Linked DNA regions of Homo sapiens: regions 1, 2 and 3 are each linked to region 4. A link is a loop called in an ENCODE intact Hi-C map of the cell type or tissue named here. Cell type or tissue: dorsolateral prefrontal cortex. All regions are shown on one strand. Each heading gives the region's core, and the rest is flanking DNA. Links, peaks and the distances in the headings are about the cores only. Region 1 has its middle 120 kb from the start of SALL1. Region 2 overlaps LOC102723323 (a long non-coding RNA gene). Region 3 has its middle 94 kb from the start of SALL1. Region 4 holds the start of LOC105371256 (a long non-coding RNA gene).

Region 1 (5,885 bases), core at 2,234-4,733, 92 kb after region 4:
TCACTGAGAGAGATTATGGAAAGGACTGTCTGAAATGCATGAAAAGGAATTAGCATAGGGCTAGTGCCTAATTCTCAGAAAACATTAACTGCAATCAGCATCATCGCTGTGGTCATTTGTATTTGCTAGCTGTCAGAGTGGGGATGTTCCCAGCTGTGCAGCACCCAAGTGGGCACTGAAGGTTCATTCTCCCCACCTCTTTCTTCCATGCGGCAACTAAGTCATCACTCTCCCCACCCCAGCTCTCTGAGGTAGCAGAAGAATCCAGGCTACAAGTGCCAGAATCACATCACACTGAGCTTGCTAATCCTTTTTGCCCTCAGATGTGGTTAGCTAGGGAGGGGAAAGGCAAGAGGAGGGAGAATGGCAAGTTGCGAACCCGGGACAACAAAGCTGAGCTGCCTGAAGCCTGCAGCCAGGAGCAAACGGAAACAAATTAGTTCAATCCCAGAATGTAAACCATCATTGACAAAGATGCATGGAAAAGCCATGCAAGGAAAGCCTGCTGCAATTTCTCATCTAGTTAGCAGAGGGATCAATGCCACCGGCACAGGCCCCGTAGAAGACACTGCGTGCGGCAGCATGTGCAGGCCCTGGGGCCTGGGACCCCCTTTTGGGGCTCCCAGATGCATCAGGTGCCAAGGTCAGCTTTGCGGGAAGGGGACTTGCCCTCAGATGTTCTAGTCCATATATTATAGTGCCTGAGAGTCCTGCATGACAGCTTGATTCAGGGATGTAGAATTTTAGGACTTGAAGGATATTTTGTCCAGAGATTTTTATATTCTAGAATTCCATGAATGTGCACTGGGGGCTAGGAGGATGCTGTGAAGATAGGGAAACACTGAATAATAGGTGGGCTCCCAGCTTCAAACAGAGCTGTCATCTGTTTCGGATTGGGATGAAGCATATGAAATTGCCATTTTTATTGGCCAAAGGCAGCTCATTATTGACAATTTCATTTGGTTACATGAGGTGCAGGCTGGATTTGATCCTGAGCAAGCCACCAGCTCCAGGAGGATGGGACAATGGGGTGCAAATCACTTCTCCATCTCTGCACCTGAAACAGGACCTGGCATATGCCACAGCTGGAATAGCAAATGAATGAAGCAGGTGTCAATGCCTTCATGGGTTCTTTCTCTATTCATTCACATATTTGTGAACAATCATTCATTGGTATTAGTATGCATCAGATACTAAGTGCTGGGTTACAACAATTAAGCAGTACTTTGTTTAAATATAGTTAAATTACTTTAACAGCAGACAGACATTAACCTTCCCTGAGGCCATTTATAGTCCAGTGGGTGAGACAGACATTAAACATACAGTGGCCTGAGTGTTTATTACAATTGCAATAAGTGGTACAAAGGAAAGAGGGCACGTAATCCTTCAGTGTTTGATGTGGTTTGGGTGTTTTGTCCCCTCCAGATCTCACGTTCAATGTAATCTCCAGTGTTGGAGGTGGGTCTCATGCTAAGTGTTTGGGTCACAGGGACAAATCCCTCATGAATTTGGGTGCTTTCCTCAGATAATGAGTGAGTTCTGGCTCTGAGTTCACACAAGATCTGGTTGTTTAAAAGAATGTGGCACCTCCCCCTCTCTGTCTGGCTCCTCCTCTCACCCTGTGATACTCTGGCTCTCCCTTTGCCTTTCACCATGATTGGAAGCTTTCTGAGGTCTCACCAGAAGCAGATGCCAGCACTATGCTTCCTGTACAGACTGCAGAACTGTGAGCCCAAATAAACCACTTTTCTTTATAAATTGCCCAGCGTCCGGTGTTCCTTTATAGTATGCAAGAACAAACTAACATAGTACTCATTAGGTGCAAAGTGCAAGGGTGGCCACTGGGAAGGTTACAGTGATAAGATGTTGCCCAGCTGCCAAGAGAAGAAAGTGTAGTAGACAGTATTGTGCTCAGAAAGCTTTGGTATCTCTCCTTTGGAAGAATGGTCCTTACCTCACCTATTGAGCTCAGGCATGGCCAGGTGACTTGTTTTAGCCAATGAAATGTGAGCATGAGTGACTCGTCATTTCCAGGCAGAAGATTCAAGCCTCAGTGTGCCATGCTCTCTTTTCCTATTGCCACATACTGCTGCTTCTTTAGCGAGGGTCCTGGAATACAGGCCCTGGGAAGCAGTCCTCAGCCCTTCCCAATGGGTGCAAAAACCACCTAATAATTTCAGGTTGTTTGTTTCAGACTGTTTCAGCATAAGCTTGTCTGACTAACAGCAGTCATCCATGCCCTTGCCCTAATCTAACATGAAACCATGTTGTAGATTTCCATATTCCTCTCCAGTGCTAAGTACAGTAGCTTCCATGTGGTAAGTACCAGTAAATGATTGCGAATGAACAATTCACCACAGGATGTGGTAATTGCCATAAAAGAAGGGCAAATCTGGCGTCCTGAGAGCTCAGAGAAGGGAGAGCTCAGCTTTAAGCTCCAGAATGAGAGCATCTTGAGCACAGACAGACCCTAAATGCTGGGTAAATAACAATGAGTATTACAATCACTGTTATCATTCTAGTCCAGTTGTGTTTGGGGAATGGCTTGCAGGTGAGTGAGAGTGGAGCACATCATACTGCCTATGGTCTTTCTTTATACTCCAGAGGGCATGAACATTAGTAGCTGTGGCCTTATATTCTTAGAGCCTCATGATCAGAGAAGAACATGCATCCTTCTCAGCTCAAATTTTTTAAATCCCAGGGAAGACTTCCTATTGGCTCAGTTGAAGTCACATGTCTTTTCTCGAACCAATCAATCATTGTGGTCTCTGGGTAAAATCCAGTTGAATAGCCCAGCCAAAATTTGGTCCAAAAAGAACAGTATCTGTTCTAGGAAGAACAGAGTCAGAGTCATCGTGAGTCAGGCAGGCTCCCCATTTTTATAAGTTTAATGCAATCATTTATTGAGTACTTACTGCTGTATGGAAGACTCTGTGCTTGGCACTGTGGAGGAATATAGAAGACATAGAAGCAGAAGTGGTAATGGGAGTTGAGGAGGCAGAGGCAAGGAAAAAGTAAAGCCCAGACTGAGTCCAGCCCCTACTGCACAGACACTCCCTCTGGGCTGCCCTGCCCTGGAATGTCTCTCCACCAGAAAGCTCTGCTCCCCTCCCAGCACAGCCCCCAAAGAGCTAAAAATCAACGCCACTCACTCCTGAGCCTGACAGCCAAGCTGGATGAGAATGAATGGGGCTCTGTGAGGCATCTTGCAGCTCCCTCGACAATGCTCTGCCCGTACACTCTGTTCTCGTGGTTTCTGTCTCCTCTTCTGTGTTTACAGGGTTGGGCAGCTGCTACAGCCCTTGCCTCTTCCCTGAGTGCCTCAGAGTGACAGAGATGAAGAAGCCACTTGGCTCTAGGAAGTGTGGCCTGGCTTTGATATGGTTTGGCTTTGTGTCCCCACCTAAATCTCATCTGGAATTGTAATCCCCCATGTGTAGACGGAGGGAGGTGATTGGATCATGGAGGCAGTTTCCCCCAAGCTGTTCTCATGATAGTGAGTGAGTTCTCACGAGATCTGATGGTTTTATAAGTGTATGGAAAGCTCCTCCTTTACTCACTCTTCTCTCTCTTGCTGCCTTGTGAAGAAGGTGACTGCTTCCCCTTCTGCCATGATTATGAGTTTCCTGAGGCCTCCCCAGCCATGCGGAACTGTAAGTCCATTAAAGCTCCTTTGTTTATAAATTACCCAGTCTCAGGTATTTCTTTATAGCAGTATAAGAATGAACTAATACAGTGTGAGAACTAATACAGTGTGAGGATGAACTACTAACAGTGTGAGAACAAACTACAGGCTCTGTCCACAGTCAGCACTGTGCAGTAGGCACTGAAGCGAGAAGGAACTAAGTCTAACCAGAGCCCTGTCACTCACAAGCTGGCTAGCCTGGGATGTTAGAGCAACTGGGAATGCACTGGGCAGTACGTTGCATTAAAATAGGACTGCAGTGACAAAAACAAATCAGGGTTTATTTTTCATACAAACAAGAAGTTCAGCTTTAGTGGCTCAACCACCAAAGGCCCACCAACTCTGAAACTCTTTGGACCTTTTCATTTTGCAAGCTGGTCTCTGTAGTGCTAGGCATTGCATCTGTCAGCAGATGAGCACCGAAGAGGGGTTTAGGGTGGGACAAAGGCAGTGGGACATGTCTTGTCTGTCTCTTTTTATCAGGAGAGCAAAACCTTTCCCAGAAACTTCCAACAGGCTTAGATCTCATTGGCCAGATCAAAAGAAACAGGGAAAACAGATATTTTGCTTCTCCAGTCTTCATAGTGGAAGACAACAGTGAAAAAAGTATTGGGAACAACCATAGGTCAGCCAGGTGTCCGTGTCTGCTCCAGGAAGTTACCTTCTTAGCCCCATGCACTAGTTTCCCAGAGATTCCAGAACAAAAGACTGCAAACTTTGAGTGGCTTAAAAAACAGAAGTTTTTTGCCTCACAGTTCCAGAGGCAAGAAGTCCAAGACTGGTGTTGACAATGTTGGTTCCTTCTGAGGGCTGAGAGGGAGGATCTCCCAGCCCCTGCTCCAGCTTCAGGGCTGGCTGGCCATCTTTGGCGTTCCTTGTCTTGGAGAAGCATCACCCTGACTCCTGCCTTCATCATCACATGGTGTTCTCCCCAGGTTTGTGTCTGCTTCCACATTTCCCCTCTTCATCCGGACTCCAGTCTTATTGGATTACAGCCCACCATAATGACCCCACTTAACTTCATTATCTCTGTAAAGACCCTGCCTCCAGATAAGGTCACATTCTGAGATACTGGGGGCTAGAAAGTCAACATATAAATTTGAGGGGGACATGGTTCAACCCATAACAGTCCCGTTTCTTAATCTATAAAATGAGTATAACAAGAGTTCCTGTCCCACGCTGGTTGTAAGACTTACACAGGGTGATCCACATAAGGAACTCCCATCAACGCTGGCCCAGAGTGAGGACCCAATACACAGCTGCTGTGCGTGGCTCCTGGGGCTCCGCACCTCTAGGGCTGAGGCCCATGTCAGGGCCAATGAAAGGAAGATGAGGCCAAGAAGGAGAGAGTCCCATCAGTTCCCAGCCCCTAGAGTTTACCCGTGTCCCCAGTGGGACAGACATGACCTGACAACTGACTAGCTGGCCCTCATGATCCAAGATGGCCCCATCCTCGGCTGCTCAGGACAGCTGGCCACCTGAGTCAGTGGGACTTTCGTCTATAATCCAGGGTGGCCTCACATACTTGGTCCCACAGAGCTCCCATTTCCAGGAAAGCAACCTTTAGCAGCTCCAAGGGAAAGGTGGAGGAGTGGGCTCCCCAGCCCTCACTTGGCTATCTCTTCTCTTCTGGGCAGTAATGGAATCCACCTCCTCTCCTGGGGGCCACTTCCCACAAGAGCAGGACAGGCTGCGATCCCAGGTTCCAAGGGGCTGCTCTCTCTTCCCACTTGAGTGTTTTGAGTAAATTACAAGGCTCTTATCAGTGGTGGGGGCTTTATTGTTCTGCCAGGACATCTCCCTTTGTCAAAAACACAATAACTTGTTGTAAGTGGTACTTTTTTAGGTTTACCAAGCAGACAGACTAATTGTATCTTTTAATCTGGGTCAAACTGCTCTTGCTTATTACAAATTGGCTCTGAATCCTAAAAAGTTGGGGGGGAATGTGAGGAGCATTTGCAAATAATTTAGAGGCAGAATTACCTTCAGACAAATATTATGTCATGTTGGGGAGAAATGCTTACCCAGGCCTCAGCCCAGTTATGCTCTGGTTGGCCCAGAAGGAAGCTGAGGGACAGAGAATGTTCCCTGTTACAGATTCTGGCTACTCATGGAGCTCGTGGATGAGGGGAGACAATTTGGGCATAGAACCAGGCATTACAACCTGGATAATGATTCCCAGAAGTATCTGGTACTGATC
Region 2 (5,885 bases), core at 1,501-4,000, 81 kb before region 4:
ACTCCTAATACTTCAGTAGGCTGCAAGGCCTGTTACAATCTTTGCCATTGGAGCACAAGATTGCATCAACTGTGTTCACGTGTAAAGCACTGTGTGATGCGTGTTAAAGATAGTACATTTCTGTTTTTGCTGGTACATTTTGCTGGTAAAAGATAGTACATTTCTGTTTTTGCAAACACATCCATATGGAAATTATCTATCAACTTCCTATAGCATCAGCTGTTAGGACCAGCACAAATTATCTTCTCCCTAAGTTTTAAGGATGATAAAGCTGCTTGAGAGATTAGATAGATAGATAGATAGACGATAGATCAATAAAATAGGTTGACAAATGAGCTATGACTTTAACCAACTCATCCCCCTTGATAAAGAAAAATGGTTAAAGGCCACTGAAATGCTGGGATCCCCAGAAAGACTCTTGGCATCAGCAGAACAGCTACCCTTGGGACAGGACCCTTGAAACTTTTAGATCACTCCACAATTCTCTCTTTGAAGTTGAAAACTTGCCACAATTTCTTCCTACCACACAGAATCTGATTTTTAAAATTGTCTATGTGTACTTACAAAGGCATCTGTTTTCCTTAAACATTGAAATAAAGGCCAATTTTGGATTATCTAGGGTCGTGAACTGACTCTGGGAGATACAGGGGAATCATGAAAACTTATCAGAATTGGTAACATTGATCACACACACGTGTGCATGTTTATGCACACATGCACGGGAGCACACAAACACACATTCGCTGCACCTTAGTCTGCCCTTCTCTATTTGATTCTCCATTCTCCGATTGCCTGCATCCTGGGACCTCCTAGATACTTTTCCTGGGCCCTTGGTCATCTAATTGCTGCTTCCCTTAAATGCAGAGGCAAAGAGACACCTAGAGCAACTCAGAAAAGGGTCTGGTTCACTTTAAACATTACTTTTCTCGTCATTATTCTCTACCCCCCAATACAGTTGCCGGCTGTGATCTGTTGCCTTTCAACTTGGAATAAAATACATTACTTATGCAGTGAATGTTTTTAATGTAACAAAGCAAAGGAATAAAAATGCCTTACAACAGTTTTATTAAAAACAAATTCCCACAGTAAATACATATACACTCCGTCTCTGGGAGCAAAACAGCCAAGGACATCACCGCTAAGTGCTCTGGGAAGTGCTTATAAATTACTTGAAATAAAAAACATTGTTGCCTGGACATCAGGGATGAAATGCTGCAGTTTGTAATAAATTAACACAGAACTTTACTTCCCCTCCTCGAACAAAGCAGCCATTTGTCTGAATAACCCACATTCAGCTGTGAGTTATATTTTCACAACTGCAACTGCATTCATTTGCAAATTATTCTGCAGTTTTAATGCTCAAGTTTTAAATACCTTGAGAACTAATAAATAAAGCAAAGTAGAGCAAACAGTTGGCTTGTAGTTTAAAAACTGCCCTAATTTCTGCTTTTCTTTTGGCTCTTTTCCTTTCAAAGTTATTTTTTTTTTTAAATGGTATAAAGTTTCTTTAAACTACACTTTAAAAATAAATCTAAAATGTGTTTGGGGGTATTCACACCAGAGAGAAGTTTCCATAATTCCATTAACTGTGAAGGTATTTGGCTAGTACTCATTTTACATTTTTAAGACTTTTCTTCTACCAATACTTTAATTTAGTGACAGAATAATTTATACCTATCTTTGAGGGTTTTCTGATTGTGTGTAACTTTTGTCTGCAAGTCTTGGCTTTGGTTAGATTTTTTTCTCTCTCTCCCTCTATTAGATTTTGTCCAGAAAAAAAAAAAAATCTCAAAAGAAAAGTCGTGTCACTTCCCTCGAATTATTTTGATTATAAAACAAAAACTCTGCAAGAAAACTCTTTTCACAATCTGCTCGATAAAACAAAATGAACCGCTTTCCAGGTTCTTGAAAGAAAAATTTGATAGAAGCAGTTACAGATTTAGTTTGAGGTTTGAAGGTTATTTTCCCGGCAAAAAAAAAAAAAAAAAAAAAAAAATGCCCAGTTTCCTTGTGCAGAGTTACTAGCTTTGTCAAATTTCTTTTGCATTGTTTTAAATAAGGTCTTGTGTAGGCAATTGTACTGCATGAAAGTAATGCCACCATTTTCAGGAAGCGATTTGGGGAGGAAAACTCTTCAGAAGCATGTTATTTTCAGAAAAGTGCCTCATAAAATATTTTTATAAAGTAGGAGTTGAAATCATTTAAAAATCACTCTCTTTTATAAATCTGTTTGGAGAAAGATCTTTTGATCCCCTCTTTCTTCTGATCCTTAGCTTTTATTTTGCTTAGAGGTAAACAACATTTGCCTCATTTAAACAACGGCATTTGCCCTTGGGGTTCTTAAAGAGTTTTCCAGCCACCCTATGGCAATTCATCACATGGGATAAAATAAGGATACTTTGCATCCAAGACTTTTATCACCTCCCAGAAAATGTTTGTTGTTTTTTGCTTTGGTTTTCTCTCTCTCTCTCTCTCTCTCTCTCTCTCTCTCTCTCTCTCTCTCTCTCTCGTCCCTACCCCCACCCCGAGCTGCGGGGGATTGTTTTAGGACATTTCAAAGCCTTTTGTGAAGAGGCAACCAAAGTCCTTCTGCAGAGAAAAAGAAATGCTTGATTACATGCGCTGCAAAACGGGAGATATTTCCAAATTCCCTTTTAATTAAGATGTCTAAATAGCCATCTCCTTGGAGAGAGAGATTTCCAAACAGTTTAAAAATAAGGATGCTTAACTGCAACAGACATTCCGCCCTCTCTGACCCTGGAGGCGAGGGGCTGTCACCTGGGGGGAGGTAAACGGACATTCATTCCTGTAACTCCATAAAGGTCAGATGGGGAGGGGCACCCAAAACGGAGGTCGGGATGCCGAGGTAATCATAGGACCACAGGGCTTTAGTAACGCCATGGACTTCTATTAAGAGAAACTCGCTTCTCTAGTTAGCCTGGTCATTTCTGCAAGTGCATACACCTTTGTCATTTTTAAAAATCACTCAGAGATTACTGGTTTGGTGCTATTTGATTCTCCGACCATCCAAGCCAGATTAAGAGCATTTGCTCAGGCCCTAAGGACTTCATAGCTGGCCACCCATCTGGTGTTAGGCTTGAGTCTGTGAAAATCCCTCAGCTTAGCACTGAATATTCTTTTTAAAGACATTTAAGTAAAAGGGCTGACATTAGCATATGTTCCCCCCAAGTGTCCTGTTGAACTTTCTGCTGGGCATCACCCTACCACGGGCTTTCTGGATGTTGTCCAATGAGAGATTGGCTTGGAACTGTAAAATTAGCCATCTGCCTATTAAAAATGTAACCAGCTGCATCCGATGAAACACAGTGACTATTGAAATGAACTCATCCGGGAGAGAACTCGAGTCCCCTGCTTGGACATTTTTCCAATCTACTGCTAGACTGAGACACTCCACAAGCAAAGAGCCTTTCGTCCTTGTTTGGAGGAAAACGGCATGACTCTCAAGAACGAAGAAGACTTGCGGGTTTGTTTTGTTGCTAAAATTCTGGCATTTCTCAGGATGAGTTGGACTTGAAGTGCAGATTTCTCAGTTTGTCTGCCATTTGTTTAAAACACCTCCCTGTTGCAAGAAAAATAAAATATAAAATAAATAAGCACACCCCTAGTGTCTCCCTCCCTTCAAGATTTTATGGTAAATCCTGGGCATTTCTAACAAACCTTAATCCAAGCCTAAAATACTCTAAGCAGCACATAATAACTTAAAACTGAGAGCTGGTGCCATAGTTATTCCTGCAAGTGCTACCATTTCGCCAGATATTAGGCATTCTATATTTACCACAAGGTCTGTTTATTAAAAATGAGAACTTTCAATAGCTTGAGCTATTTTTTCCCTAAAGCGTAATGGAGCATTAAAAAATAATTCATTAACTAATTAACAAAACTGTGTTTATTTACAGTATATAAAATGTTTCTATCAGGAAAATAACACACCATAATACAGCGTTGTGTTGACAGCAAAACATCTGCAGCTTAATTTAAATGCATTTACTAAATGACGAGGGGAAATCAAAGGATGTTTAAACAGCTACTTCTCTGCCTGTGATTTGTGTTTCTCTTTAGAGGTCACAGGCACCAAGAAAAGATGCCCCTTGGGAAGCCAGAGCTATTTTCAAAGGTGCTCAATACAAAAATCTTTATGCAATTAGGGAAAGACCGGTCTGCACATGGCTTGGACTCCGAGCCAGTTAACACAGATGGGTCCGTGCAAATGTCCTAAATCCAACTGCTTGGAAGTCACTAAGTACTGTTAGGCTGAAACATATGAAGATGTCTTTTTGTAGGTCAAAATCTGTCAAATATTGACAGCTTTATTACATTCAATCTGATATTTCCCATTTGGACTTCCCTCCCTCCCTTCCTTCCATCCTCTCTTCCTTCTTTCCTTCCTTTCTTCCTTCCTTCCTCCCTCTTTTTTCTTTTTCTCTCTTCCGCCTTTCCTTCCTCCCTTCTCTTTCTTTCCCTCTCTCTTACTCTCTCTCTCCCCCTCTCTTCTTTCTTACATTGCCTTGGGCAGGATTTTTGCCAACACAAAAAAATTAGACTCAAAGTAAATTGAATTGATAAACTTGCCTATCATTCTATTTTAAAATGTGTTTTGCTAGGTTCGTTTTCCCACTAAATCTCTCCTCTGCTCCTGCCTGAAACTTCTCAGAAGGCAAAGCGTTTTCCATTTGTTTGTAGGTTTGATTTTCTTGTCACCACCCTAATATGAAATTGCAAGAAAATTGTATGTGATGTGGTAGTAATCATATTACATGCCATTCAGGTGGGTGTATAAATCAAAATCTCTCAGAAGAAAAGCTTATAGTCTGGTGATAAAATCAGCAATAATACAGGCAAATGTTATGTTTTAAGAATTTGTCCTTCATTCGCTTAGACCTAAAGCTTAGAGTGAACCTAGGAATTACAAAATAAACTAGAAAAAAAAATCATTTTCCCCTTAACACGCAAGCATATTCTTAACGTCTACCTTTGTTAGAATCATGCACTAATTATAAAATGTTTTATTTCAGCTCTGCTACTCAGAGGCCATCCATGCAGCCTTTTGACAGTAGGACCCTGGTTATGTAACAGCCATAAGGAAATTTCCCATAGTAATTTCACCTGTTTCAGATGCAAACACATTGTAAGCCTCTTAAGCTACATAGAACAAATAGGCTATATCCTGAAAACTGGAGTACTGTTTAAAATTAGATTTTGTTTTAAAGTCTAGTTCAGCAAATTGTGCTAACTGAACAGAATTGTTTTAACCATGTCCCTCTGTATTTATACATGCGGGGGCTGTTAACTCACAATACTAGTATCTGTTGTACAATTACAATCATGCATTGCTTAACTACGGGGGGTGGGAATACGTTCTGAGAAATGTGCTGTTAGGCTCTCTCATCTGCAAACGTTGTAGAGTGCACTTACACAAACCTAAATGTTATAGCCTATTACACACCTAAGCTATATATTATAGCCTATTGCTCCTAGGCTGCAAACCTGTACAGCATGTTACTGTGCTGAATACTGTAGGAAGTTGTAACACAATAGTATTTGTCACTCTAAACACATCTAAACGTAGAAAAGGTACAGTAAAAATACAGAATTATAATCTTATGGGACCACCACCATATATTTGGTCCATCATTGACCAAAATATCATTATACAGTGCATGGTTGTCTATGAGTGTGGACATATTGTGCTACCGTGGGTTGAACATGGACATTGGTTTGGTTCCCTGTACTGAGGCAGTGTTAGGGAACCATCCATGCAGCATCATTACTTTTCCCCCTCTACCAACTCCAAATTTTGAGGTCACTGTTAAAATAGGACACCAAATATCTATAACCTTGCATCAGAGTTCTTTTTGACCAGGGAT
Region 3 (5,885 bases), core at 1,823-4,322, 110 kb after region 4:
CTGAAGATCCACAAGGCAAGGGAAGTGGGGCAGTGTGGCTCACAGGGAAAGAAAGCCCAGGGCACTGTTTTGAAGCCACCTGAGGGTATGCACCAATGTCCTTAGGTGGATTTCTAGAATCCCTATTGAGATTTGCACCATCTAAGTAAAATGAATCTGAAGAGGTTGTCTGGAGATAAAACTATTCCTATGTTTGGCCCAAGGTCAGTGCTGAACCAATGGGAAAGTAAGCAAGAGAATGAATGGGGTAAATAGCAGAAGTGATTCGGGACTGACTCTCTTACCTCTCAGCAAAATCCCCAGTTGAACCCCTGAGAATAAAGGAGATTTTATTTATTTATGTACTTGTTTAACAAATACATGGCACTTAATTTGTGCCAGGCATTATTCTCAGTGCTTCACCTAAAAAACGCCAGTTTAATATTCACTATAATCCAAGGAGGTGTTATTATTATCCCCATTTTACAGATAAGAAACCTAAACAGACAGGTTTAGTACCTTGGACAAGTCACATAGCTAAAAAGTAGCCAAGACAGTTTTTGAACCCAGGCTTTGAACCCAGGCATTGTGGCTCTGAGAATCCACATTCCTTCTCTATTAAGGAGGCTAAAACGTCGCCTGAAGCCTCAAGGAGCCTGGTACCAGTCACACCCATCTACAGCCGTTAGCTCAGGTGGGAAGCTGCTGAGATGGTATTCAGAGCCCGGGTGCAGTACTCAGCCTCTGCCTTGATTCAAGAAGCCCAGTTTAAGGGCCTCCCCACCCAGCCCCCAGGACTTTGTCAGGCGCCCCCTAAGCCTAGAGGCCTCAATTCTTCTACCCAGATCTGTGAAGTGTCCTTGGGTCTGTGGTGGCACTGGCCACCCTGGGGCCCCCTAGAAAGGGTCCCTCCCCGGCTTCTCTCCAGTGCCCAAGGTCTGTCCTTGTGCCAAATGCAACTGATCCGTAGTGGCTGCCTGCAATACTGAATGGAAAAGAACTTGGGGTCACATCTGGGCTAACCAGGAAAGACACCCTTGTCCATCGGTGATTTCCTCATGGGTGTAGGAAACAGGTTATCGGCCACTGGCATAGCATTTCACTCAAGCCCATGGCTGATGCTCACAGTCCTCTGCCCAAGCTGGGCTGAGTGTTTTCTCCTTGTAACCTTCAGACTGTTCTGCTACTATCTCAGTCAGGACTCTTCTGATTGCAAGTGACAGAAATCCAGCTCTACCTGAACATGCGAAAAAGGAGAAATAACTTACTTAACTGAATTATGCAGGGGCAGATTTCTCAACTTCTCCATCTCTCATGTATGCTTTCTTCTGGAACAACTTCATTCTCATGCAAATTCCCCTCTCAGGATAGCAAATATGGCAAAAACGGCTACCAGGACTGACAAGCTGGTCTTTCAGCTATAGTTTCAACAGAAGCTCCAGAGCTGAGTTTCACTGGCTTAAGTTGGATCACATGACCTCCCCTAAGCCAATCATCGTGGCCAAGGGATGGTCCAGTGGGCCAGGCCTGGGTCCCATGTTTGCCCCTGTAATGAAATGGGGAGATGGGGATGGAGATTAATCTCACTCGCCATCTAGCAACCTGTGGTGGAAAAGGGCTGGCTCTCCAAAGGAAACTTGGGATGCCTTTCTCAGCATTTTAAACACCTAAAAATCGCGTTTTAAGAAGGTTTTTCTGGGAAAAATGTTTACGGGATGGATTAGAGCATTGAGCATGTACTATGCCAACAAGCCAGTCTCGGCTCCTTTTCCCTGGTTTGTGTTTATAGACTTCAGTCCTGGGAAGATGGGTTCTTTCCTGACTCTCTTGATCATTCACATCAGAAAAGAGTTCTGTTCCTTGGGATTTTATTTTTAATTATGGGAAATTTTCAGATATAATCAAAAGTGTTGAAAATAATCTGTGTCTGTTCCTCAGCTTCAACAATGATTAACTCAGGGCCAATTTTATTTCATCTATAGCCCCGCCCATCCCCACTCCACCATGAATTACTTTGAAGCAAATCCAGACATCATATATCTTTAAGATGCTCAGATTGCAAGGCCCTACAAGAGCTAGAGATTCCATTCTCCTCGAGAAGAAAGGAATCTGGCCTGTTATTTTACGTCACTTAGCAGAGGAGAGTCTTGCCTTTCCTCCTCCATAAACATGGCCCAAATCTCCTTACCTGATATTATACTTTGAGTCTTTATGAGTGGAAAACTGCACTTTCTTTATTCTTGTCTGGAAGTGCTCAGCCGGAGTGATTGCAGTGTTATCTCCCTGGGCATCCCCATTGTCCTCATCCTGCTGTTTCAACCCACTTTGCCTGTAGCCTTGTTTTCTGACCTGCCCCCTGCCTCCTCCTACCTGATTTCTAGGGTCCCTTTCCCCATTCTTCTAGCATTCTAACATACACACAGTCTAGAGAACAACAATAGCCTGAAAAAACTCTATTTCCCATTTTATAATCCCAACACAGAGCAGTCTCTCTGCCATGCAGCATACCAGCCTACAAATTGCTGCCGATACATGCATCAAAGAGCCATTCGGCTGCTCATGTGAACACAGGCTTCCCTTGCGCTTCCAAATGCTATATTATCTCTGCCACAGCAAAACCCCTTGAATAGCTAATAAATGCAAAAGAAAGTTTGGGAGGAAAAAAAAGTTACAAAAAATTATTATTATTACTTAAAGAGCCAGAGAAAGATAGCAAGGTTCTTCTAAAGTTACAACACCATCGTTAGCAGCTGCAGGGTACATGAAAGCCAGGGGCCGGGGGAGGGAAGATAGGGCATATTTCAAAGCTGACTGCTGCAGTAACAAAACGCGAAGGGGGTGTTGTGTGGAATACGCCAAGTGTTTGAAGTGGACAAGGTTTCTAGCGTGTTGCCTTGATGCCTGTACATACTTAATAACAGATGTTTGGTCTCTCTAGGCAGATAATTGTCCTTCTGTAAGGTTGACTTGACCTGCCTGAACGGTCCAGCTTCGAGCGCTGCAGCAGTAACAAATGATCCTAGCTTCTCTCTTTTTTACTAGGGAGATGCTCAGCCACGCTTCCTTTTAAGCACATAATTACTCGGCAGCAACTGAAGCCCATACATTCCCCTCTCCTAATGGCCATGGAGCCATTCGGTCATAATTTATGGGGACAGGGTTCAAAGTTTTAATAATATTTGGATAATATCATTGCCCACACGTCGGGGACGTCGTGATGAATAGAAGGAGAGTGGGCTTATTTCGATTCCATGCATGACAGTGAGGACGTTAACGACTGGGTGCCCGGCGTGGCCTTTATGGAAACTGCCACCAGGCCATCAGCTCATGAATTATAGATCTGGGCATGAAGGATCACATAGGGATGTTGTTCATGAGGAACTGTCCTGTTAGCGCCTCTTCCTTATGCAGATAAATGAATTGCAGGGAATACCAAAACGGCGTAAATAAGCCCTTAGTGGATAACACATTAGAACATCAACATAAAAAACCCAGTGCTGGGGCCTGCTTGGGGATATTTATGTTTATACTCTCTGCTCAAGTGGCTCCCTTATTTTTTGGCTTCTTACTGCTCACCTCATAATTCCAACCTCCTAACGGCACCTCTGGGCATGTTTCTCGGATGCTCTGTGGTGCCTGTTGACATTTGTACACAAGTTTGCTCAGAGAAGTGCTTTTGGGTAGGCAGATGGGTGAAGGCTCGTCAAATTCAAAACAGACCTAGTTAGCATTGTCTTGGTGACGTGGTGGGGTGTCCCTAAAACAGAGGCCACACACTGGCAGGTGCTAGCAGAAGAAGAAGGGCAACTATGTCCCCAAAAGTAGAAAGAAGGGAGACCTTCTCAGTCATAAACCAGATAGAAAATATCCTTGGAAAAGATCGAGTTCAACCACACTACTCCCAAAAAGCAGGTGGCAAAATTGAGGTTCAGAGGAGAGCAGGGACTCCCCCTAAATTACAAAACCTTGTTGCCAAGCCAAGATTCCTGACTCCCAAGTGTGGCCCCAGGCTGCCTTATCTGGCCTGAGTTTTCTCTCCCCAAAATGTAAACATTCAACACCAGCACCAAATGATAGTGTTAAGACTAAAACAATGTTTGCCAACTTCCTCCTGTTAATCTAGACTGACTCACTCTGAACTTTGACAAGGTTCGCGTGCCGTGAGCAATCATTGAACTTACACACTCGATATCCATTTAATCTGAAGGATTTATTTGGAAAGAACAGCAATTATAGCTGCACCTCAGAATAACTAGGAAACGGCGCGTTTAAATCTCTTTAAATAGCTTGCCGGAGTTCTACATAGCTCCCCCACACCCAGGTTCTGATCTGGAGTTCTCATTTGCCTGGGCCTTTTTACAGAGCCCGGGAGTGGTTTGGAGCAGGTTTCAAACGTGGAGGTTTGTTTCTCTACTGGGAGGCACTTTACGTTGAGAGCTTTCTGTTTTCTGACACATCTAAGGATGTGTTCTTTTTTTATCTTGCCAGGAGAAAGGAGGTAACAATGTTCTGCTGAATAAAGGCCAAGAACATTTACCCAGTTATAATTTTTTTAATATTCATACAAAAAATTAACTTTTGGGGGATCACAGCTTTATGAATTTTAACACATACATAGAATCATGTAACCACCATCACAATCAGGATACAGAACAATTCCATCACCTCCAAATCTCCCATTAAAAAGTAAACCCCCAGCCAGGCGTGGTAGTTCATGCCTGTAATCCCAACATTTTGGGAGGCTGAGGTGGGTGGATTGCTTGAGCCCAGGAGTTTGAGACCAGTATGGGCAACAAAGCAAGACCCCCATGTCTACAAAAATAAAAAATTTAGCCAGCCACGGTGGTGCACACCTGTAATTCCAACTACTCAAGAGGCTGAGGTGGGAGGATGGCTTGAGCTCAGGACTTTGAGGCTTCAGTGAATGATGATCACACCACTGCACTCCAACCTGGGTGACAGAGAGACCCTGTCCACTCTCAAAAAAAAAGTCAAACCTTCCCTTGGTCCCTAACCTCTAATCCCCACTAATCTGTTCTCCACCCCAATAACTCTGTTTTTTGGGAGTGTCATATAAATAGGTTTATACAGTTTGTCACCTTTTGAGACTGGATTCTTTCTCTCAGCATAGTGCCTTTGAGATCCATCCAAGCCCTTGTCTGTATCTACAGTTCAGTCCTCTTTGTTGCTGAGCAGTATTCCATCACAGAGCCCAGACCTCAAGTCAGGCATCACCAGGTACTTACAGGATGAGGACAGTGGCTAATGGCTGTGATGTGTGTGCTGTGTGCACCACCATCTGTCCTAGTGTTTTACTGTACTAACTCATTTAACCTCTCGACAACCTAATGGGGTGATTACTAGCATTATATCCATTTTGCAGATTAGGAAATTAAACCATAAAGGGGCTACATAACTTGCCCAACATCACACGACTGGTAAGTCAGGAACCACCTATAAGGTTAGAACCAGCCAACCCTTGTGCTTCATCATGGGACATGCTAATTATAAATATCTCTGGAAGGGAGAGGAGAAATGTCAGTCTCCAGGGAGGTGTAAATGACTGACAGTGTTGCCTTGCCAAGAGCAGGCTGTGCCAGGGTTTGAGGAGGACAGCTAACATGATCAGGAGGAAAACAAGGAAAGGGGCATGTACCACATGCCACAGAGAACCACTCCCAGAATGTGCACCCAGATACCCACACACACCCTAAAGGGAAAGGGAGGGAAGCAGGAGAAGGCAGCACTTCACATAAATGCAGTGGCTAACAAATAGGAAACATCCTGGCCTCCGCCTATCCTACTAAGTCTCAGGGGTTGGGAAAAGAACCAGATCTGAGAATTTCAAATTAATTGCCATGAATCCTGGAACTGTCAGTCTCAGGTTTCCAACAGCATGGTCTTCA
Region 4 (5,885 bases), core at 2,125-4,624:
GGAACATGAGAACAAGGCCAAGAAGGTGGAGAGATTTATTCCATTCAGAAGGAGGAGGTTACTGGGAAGAACAAGCGTGTGAACAAGGCCTTGAAGGATGGACAGGATTCTGTTCAGTTTCAGGGAGGATACTCCCAGGCAGAGGGACTGGTGATCAAAGCACAGGAGAAGCAGAGAAAAGGCCAGTTCTGGGGATCCCAGGAATGTGCTCTGCGTGTGAGCTGGCCAGATGAGCTGATGCACAGAAGCACACCTCAATTTCCCATCCTAACCATCATCCTCTCTGGCTTGGACTTTTTCTTCACTTTTGGCCCTTATGGTACATTCTTCACCTTCCAGCCCGTGTGATCTTTTAAAAACATAAATTAAGTCACACAATTCTCCTGATTAAAATTCCCAAATGTTTTTCACTATGCTTAGTGTAAAATCCCAATTTTTTTCATTGCCTATGATATTCTATGTAAAATGCCATCTCTGAGCGTTGACTCAACTTACACCAGGCTCTCTTCACTCACAACATTCTTCCCTCCAAATCTTTCTGTTCCTCAGATTTGCAAAGCTCATTCTCATCTCATGTCTCTGCACACACTGTTTTCTGTGCATGCAAATCTTTACCTATAGACCTTTACAGGGGTGGCTCCTTCTGAGTTCGGCTCAAAGATCAAGCGTTCAATGAAACTATTCCTCTGGTGGCATGGACTTCCCCTTTCCTGCCTCCCGTCGCTCTGTGGGGACCTTGTGCTGTTTTATTTTCTTTGTGGAATTTGCCGAGCTGTAACTCAAATCCATTAACTACTTCAGGACAATGATTATTCAATAAGTTGGACTGGGGAAATTCATTACCTACATGAAAAAAAAAATTAAAATTAGGTCCCTGCCTCATACTATATGTCAAAATCCCCAGGCAGATTAACCATGCTAAATATAAAAGGCAAAATATTAATGCTTTTTGGAGAAAATGCATAAAAATGTCTTTATGACTACTGGGTGGGAACAATTTTCTTATGCAAGACCAGTAATAATAATGGTAATAGTAAATAACTACAGAGTAAAAGATTAACAAACTTGACTACATTAAAATTAAGAAATCCCATTCATCAGAAAAAAAAGAGTTAAAAAAAATCCACAAACTGGGAGAATATAATTTCCAGACAATCAATCAATAATCAGTCAATAAAAGTTTAATTATTTGAATACTTACAGATCTCTTGAAAATTAAGATATTAAAAAATAATTCAGCCAGGAGTGGTGGCTTACGCCTGTAATCCCAGCACTTTGGGAGGCCCGAGGTGGGCAGATCAGGAGGTCAAGAGATTGAAACCATCGTGGCCAACATGGTGAAACCTCATCTCTACTAAAAATACAAAAATTAGCTGGGCGTGGTGGCACTCACCTGTAATCCCAGCTACTCAGGAGGCTGAGGCAGGAGAATCACTTGAACCCGGGAGGCGGAGGTTGCAGTGAGCCGAGATCATGCCACTGCACTCCAGCCTGGCAACAGTATGAGACTCTGTCTCAAAATAAATAAATAAATTAATTAATTAAATAAAATAAAAATAATTCAATAGAAAATTGGCAAAAGACAAAGTGACACAAATAGAAACTTCACCAAGAAGGAAATGTGATTGAAAACTAGAGAAGTTTACCATGAGTGCTCAACCCTAGTGGGAAAAAGGGAAAGATAAATGATCAGCATCATGAAAATCACTCATTTTTGTACCACTAGATTGGCAAAATGTTAATAAAATCTGGCAATGTCAAGTTTTGGTGAGGATGTAAAGCAGCAGGAACTCAAATATCAGCATGGGACTATATGTTAAAATAACTACTTCAGTAACACAATTTAGCATCATTGTATAAAGTTAGAAAGGGTCATATGATAAGACCTAAAAATTTATCTCTTGGTCTCTACTTAGAGAAATTGTTGCATGTATGATCCACAGGACATGTCTATCAATATTTGCAACAGCTTTGTTTAAAATTGCTTAAACGGGAACTCATCTAAATGCCTATACACAGATGGTTAAATAAATGATGAATGCTCATAAAATGAAATATTACTCTGTAGCAGGAGTGAATAAGCTACAGGTACACATGCCAAGGAGGATGAACTCCAGACATAAAATTGAATTTTAAAAAATTGCAGAAGAAAACACACGAAATAATCCTGCTTTTATAAAATACACAGAGAAGGAAAACTAAAAATATATAAATTTTGAAATATATACACATGCAGTAAAACTATAAAGAAAAGCAAGTCTGAGCACAGTGTCTCACACCTGTAATCCCAGCACTTTGGGAGACTGAGACAAGAGGATCTCTGGAGCCCAGGAGTTCAAGACCCACCTGGGCAACGAAGGCCACAAAAAAAATAAAAAATAAAATAGCTAGGCATGGTGGCATGCAACTATGGTCCCAGCTACTCAGGGGGCTGAGGTGGGAGGATCACTTGAGCCAGAGAGTTCGATGCTGTAGTGAGCCATGTTCACGCTGCTGCACTCCAGCCTAGACAACAGAGGGAGACTGTCTCAAAAAAAAAGAAAAAGAAAGAAAATATTTATTTTTCAAAATTAGAAGAAATGAAGTGACATAAGAGATTGGTCTCACAATAATATGAAGGGGAAGAAAGTAGGAGAGTAGGCATGAAACAAACGTGGCCAGGAGTTACCAGCTGCTGAAGCTGGGTGATGAACACTTGGGAACCCATCAAATATTTTCTCTACTTTCATATGGGCCTGAACTTTCCCAACATTTAAAATGATCTCTATTTATTTTTAAGTGTGTGTGTGTGTGTGTGTGTCTGAAGGGATGTACATATTTTGATTATTTTTTTTGAGATAGAGTCTCACTCTGTTGCCCAAGCTGGAGTGCAGTTGTGTAATCTCAGTTCACTGCACTCAGCTCACCTCCACCTCCTTAGTTTAAGTGATTCTCCTGCCTCAGCCCCCCAAGTAACTGGGACTACAGGCGTGTGCCACCACACCTGGCTGATTTTTGTATTTTTAGTAGAGACAGGGTTTCACCATGTTGGCCAGGCTGGTCTTGAACTCCTGGACTCAAGTGATTCACCTGCCTTGGCCTCCCAAAGTGCTGGGATTACAGGCATGAGCCACTGAACCTGACCCATATTTTATGAGAGTGGAATGAGATAGAAGAGAAACATACAGAAAACACTACCATATTGGCGATGTTCTATTTCTTAATTTGAGTGGCAAGTGCATGATTTTTTTTCCTTTTATTATGCTTCAGCACCTACAGAGGTACTGCATGTATACAATATGTAATACCTGCTTTATAATTTTTTAAATGGACAGGGAAGCAGCAGAGAGATACAAAGCAAGTGTGTGAAATGATTGGGCCTAGCCCTCTCCTCCTAAATTTTAGGGAGCTGTAGGCTCCCCCCATTTTAAAGATAAGGAAACTGAGTCTCCAAATGGCTACATGCCTGCTGCAGCCCAGCTGCAGGTGTCTACAGAAGGACAGGGTGGGAGGTGAGGAGAGGCAGGGAGGGACGGTTGCCAGGGAACCAGAGCTCTGGCTCCGGGGCATGGGTCAGTCTCAAAAGAGGGCCATCTGGGACATGGACTGCGGGAACACTGACCAGAGCTCTCAGGACACATGTGACTGAGGCCTCAGATGTGGGCACCATTCCCACATGGATCGGCTCCATTTTTGCTTGTTCTTTGGACATGAAACTAGAATCCTCCAGCCTGCCAGTGAGCCTGCGAGCATGATGTCACCAGTGGGTCTGAGCAGCAGGTGGAAACAGCCAAGCTAACTTAACACGCTCCCCAAACAAAGTCCTGTCATAGTGGTTAGCAGCTCGGCTCACAGAGGATTCTGTAAAGGAGAATGACCATGTTATAAACACCCAGCTCCTATTCCGCCTGCCCCAGAAACACGAGCTTAGTAACTGTTGCACGTGCGTGCACAGATAGCCCTGCTTCCTCACCCTTCCTCTCCTGGTTTGTAATCGCACTCACAAAGGCCCACCCCAATGACTTAAAGCATCCTATTGGCAGTCACAAAGGCAAAGGAACTCCAGGTTATGGCCACAATTCAGCTTCAGAGCCCCCCCATTGTGCCCAGCCACCGCAGTGGTCTCAGAGCTGTCGGGGGTCTTGCATATCTCATACGTGCAGCAAAGTGGGGGAACAATGTAACAAATTATGGACAAGCTCAGAGCCCAGCCTGTGGAATTCTTCCCTTTGTGAGCCTCCATCACATGTCAGCTGGGCTGCTGGGCCGAAAGGAGAACGCAGGGGTGGGGGACATCCCAGCAGCAGGAGGCCAGCCCAGCGCTGGGACACTTTTATGCTTTTCACACCGAGGAATGTTACCCCTTCACTCCTTCTCTCTCTCTCTCTCTCTTTTATTTACAAGGGAAAAGATTATTCTGACTCTGGTTTTTTTCTTGGAAATCTAAATATTCTATCTTAATACCAATACTATTTCTTGCTAAATAAAGACCCAAGTAAATTTTTGGAGTCTATTTTCCCAGGAGCCAAATGCAAAAAAAGTTCCAGCAATGTGGACAATCATCTTGGTCTTAACCCTGCCCTTATCTTGACTTCCTGGTGCCTCTATTTCCTCATCTGTAAAGAAAGATACCATTACAGTAAGACTATCTATTTCATATGATTGCCATAGGATTAAATGTCTATAAAGGGCAATACTTGCAACATAGACAGCCTTCAAACTGTGTGCTAGTGCTGTTACAATTATTATTATTCACAGTGCTATTGTCAGAAATATTCACCCTATGGCCATTTTCACCATTCTCCTTCATCCTCTTTCTTGGCCCTTTCACATCTTAGCAGGTTCTTTATAAGAAGGGCCATTTCTGATGCTTCTTTTATATCTTAAAGTATATAGGGGGGGCAGGACACAAGGATTCGCGGTGAGAATTTGTTTTCTAACAAATGCTCAAATTCCAAAAGGTGACCTAACAAATCCTAACGAATCCCAAAAGATGACCTGCAAAAGTAGACTTTTTTTTTTTAATCCCTGATGCTGAAATACATTTACTTGATGAGGAGGCTGTTGTAGAGCAACTAAAAGGTTTCTCTCAAGTTAACTTTCCAAGTTTTGTTAGAAGACCAATATCATGTTTTCTCAGGATGACAAGAAGAAAGTATTCCTTATGCAAACAATTTGTGAACACATCATTAATCATTTCAGTATTCTAGGTGCAAATTCTTAAGGGTGGCCTTTTCCCCTATGGATTTGGGAGGATGGTAGCATTTGGAGGGAGAAAGGGGAAATGTGGGCAGCCCAGCAGGCTCAGACATTGTGACTTCTGTAGGCTCAGCACAGTTGCTTGCTTTTCTCCTCTATGACTATGGCAGCCATCACTAATCAATCATCCTTAATCAGCCATCACTAATCAATCCTCACTAATCAATCATCACCAATCAATCAAGCTGCTCTTCTCCATCACCCCCTAGTCCAGTCTAAGCTTCATAATCCTTCTCAACACAGTATTCCTGGTAGACATTACCAATCATTTAAAGCTACTTTATAAAATAAAACTATTTGCCCCTCTGAGTAGAGGGAAGTGGCATGAGTCAACAGGTCTGAAGGTCAGAAGGTCTGAGAGGAGAGACGGGGTCTGATAGTTGGAGAGGTCAGACCATGAGCAAAGGTTTCCTGCTGGCTATGAGTAATAGAGACAGGCAGGTAGGATGGTGGAAGTTAAGTACGGTGTCAACTATCACATTGTCTGTAAGTAGCGGGGTGTGGGTACCAGGACAGGCTTCAAAGTTAGGGTAGGATTTGTGATCTTGATAGATCCCTGCTGGTTTTAAGCCAAACGGGGTAAACTATAAGTCACTCCATAAGCTATTTATGTATAATGGTATACATTTCAGGGTGCTCTTAATTGA

What was found. A loop is a pair of places that touch in the nucleus more often than their neighbours do. Peaks named below come from ENCODE experiments on the same cell type or tissue, not always from the same donor. Only the 100,000 strongest peaks of a DNase experiment are listed, where the experiment ranks them.
Region 1: it touches region 4 in a loop (2.7-fold over the local background); 2 of 110 quality-filtered maps call a loop at or near these places.
Region 2: a loop joins it to region 4, with 4 times the contacts of the local background. A loop is called at or near these places in 3 of 110 quality-filtered maps.
Region 3: a loop joins it to region 4, with 2.2 times the contacts of the local background. A loop is called at or near these places in 2 of 110 quality-filtered maps.

The regions. Positions count from the first base shown.
Region 1 is chr16:51,265,787-51,271,671 of GRCh38, reverse strand. No RefSeq gene overlaps it. Among named protein-coding and RNA genes, the nearest start is that of SALL1, 120 kb to the right of the region's middle. In dorsolateral prefrontal cortex, for the core only: no CTCF peak of the experiment used is centred there; a DNase peak (open chromatin) is centred at 3,231; H3K4me3 peaks cover 1,336 bases; H3K27ac peaks cover 2,195 bases.
Region 2 is chr16:51,437,684-51,443,568 of GRCh38, reverse strand. The region is part of intron 2 of LOC102723323 (a long non-coding RNA gene); the gene reads left to right. Among named protein-coding and RNA genes, the nearest start is that of HNRNPA1L3, 210 kb to the left of the region's middle. In dorsolateral prefrontal cortex, for the core only: a CTCF peak has its summit at 2,349; a DNase peak (open chromatin) is centred at 2,825; H3K4me3 peaks cover 1,471 bases; H3K27ac peaks cover 2,500 bases; H3K27me3 peaks cover 859 bases.
Region 3 is chr16:51,242,454-51,248,338 of GRCh38, reverse strand. No RefSeq gene overlaps it. Among named protein-coding and RNA genes, the nearest start is that of SALL1, 94 kb to the right of the region's middle. In dorsolateral prefrontal cortex, for the core only: no CTCF peak of the experiment used is centred there; no DNase peak of the experiment used is centred there; H3K27ac peaks cover 436 bases.
Region 4 is chr16:51,357,542-51,363,426 of GRCh38, reverse strand. LOC105371256 (a long non-coding RNA gene) reads right to left here and starts at 1,435. Exons shown (of 4, transcript XR_933559.3): 1 at 1,394-1,435; 2 at 616-843. RefSeq lists enhancers at 1,929-2,098, 2,554-2,723, 3,840-4,641. In dorsolateral prefrontal cortex, for the core only: no CTCF peak of the experiment used is centred there; DNase peaks (open chromatin) are centred at 3,656 and 4,176; H3K27ac peaks cover 1,424 bases.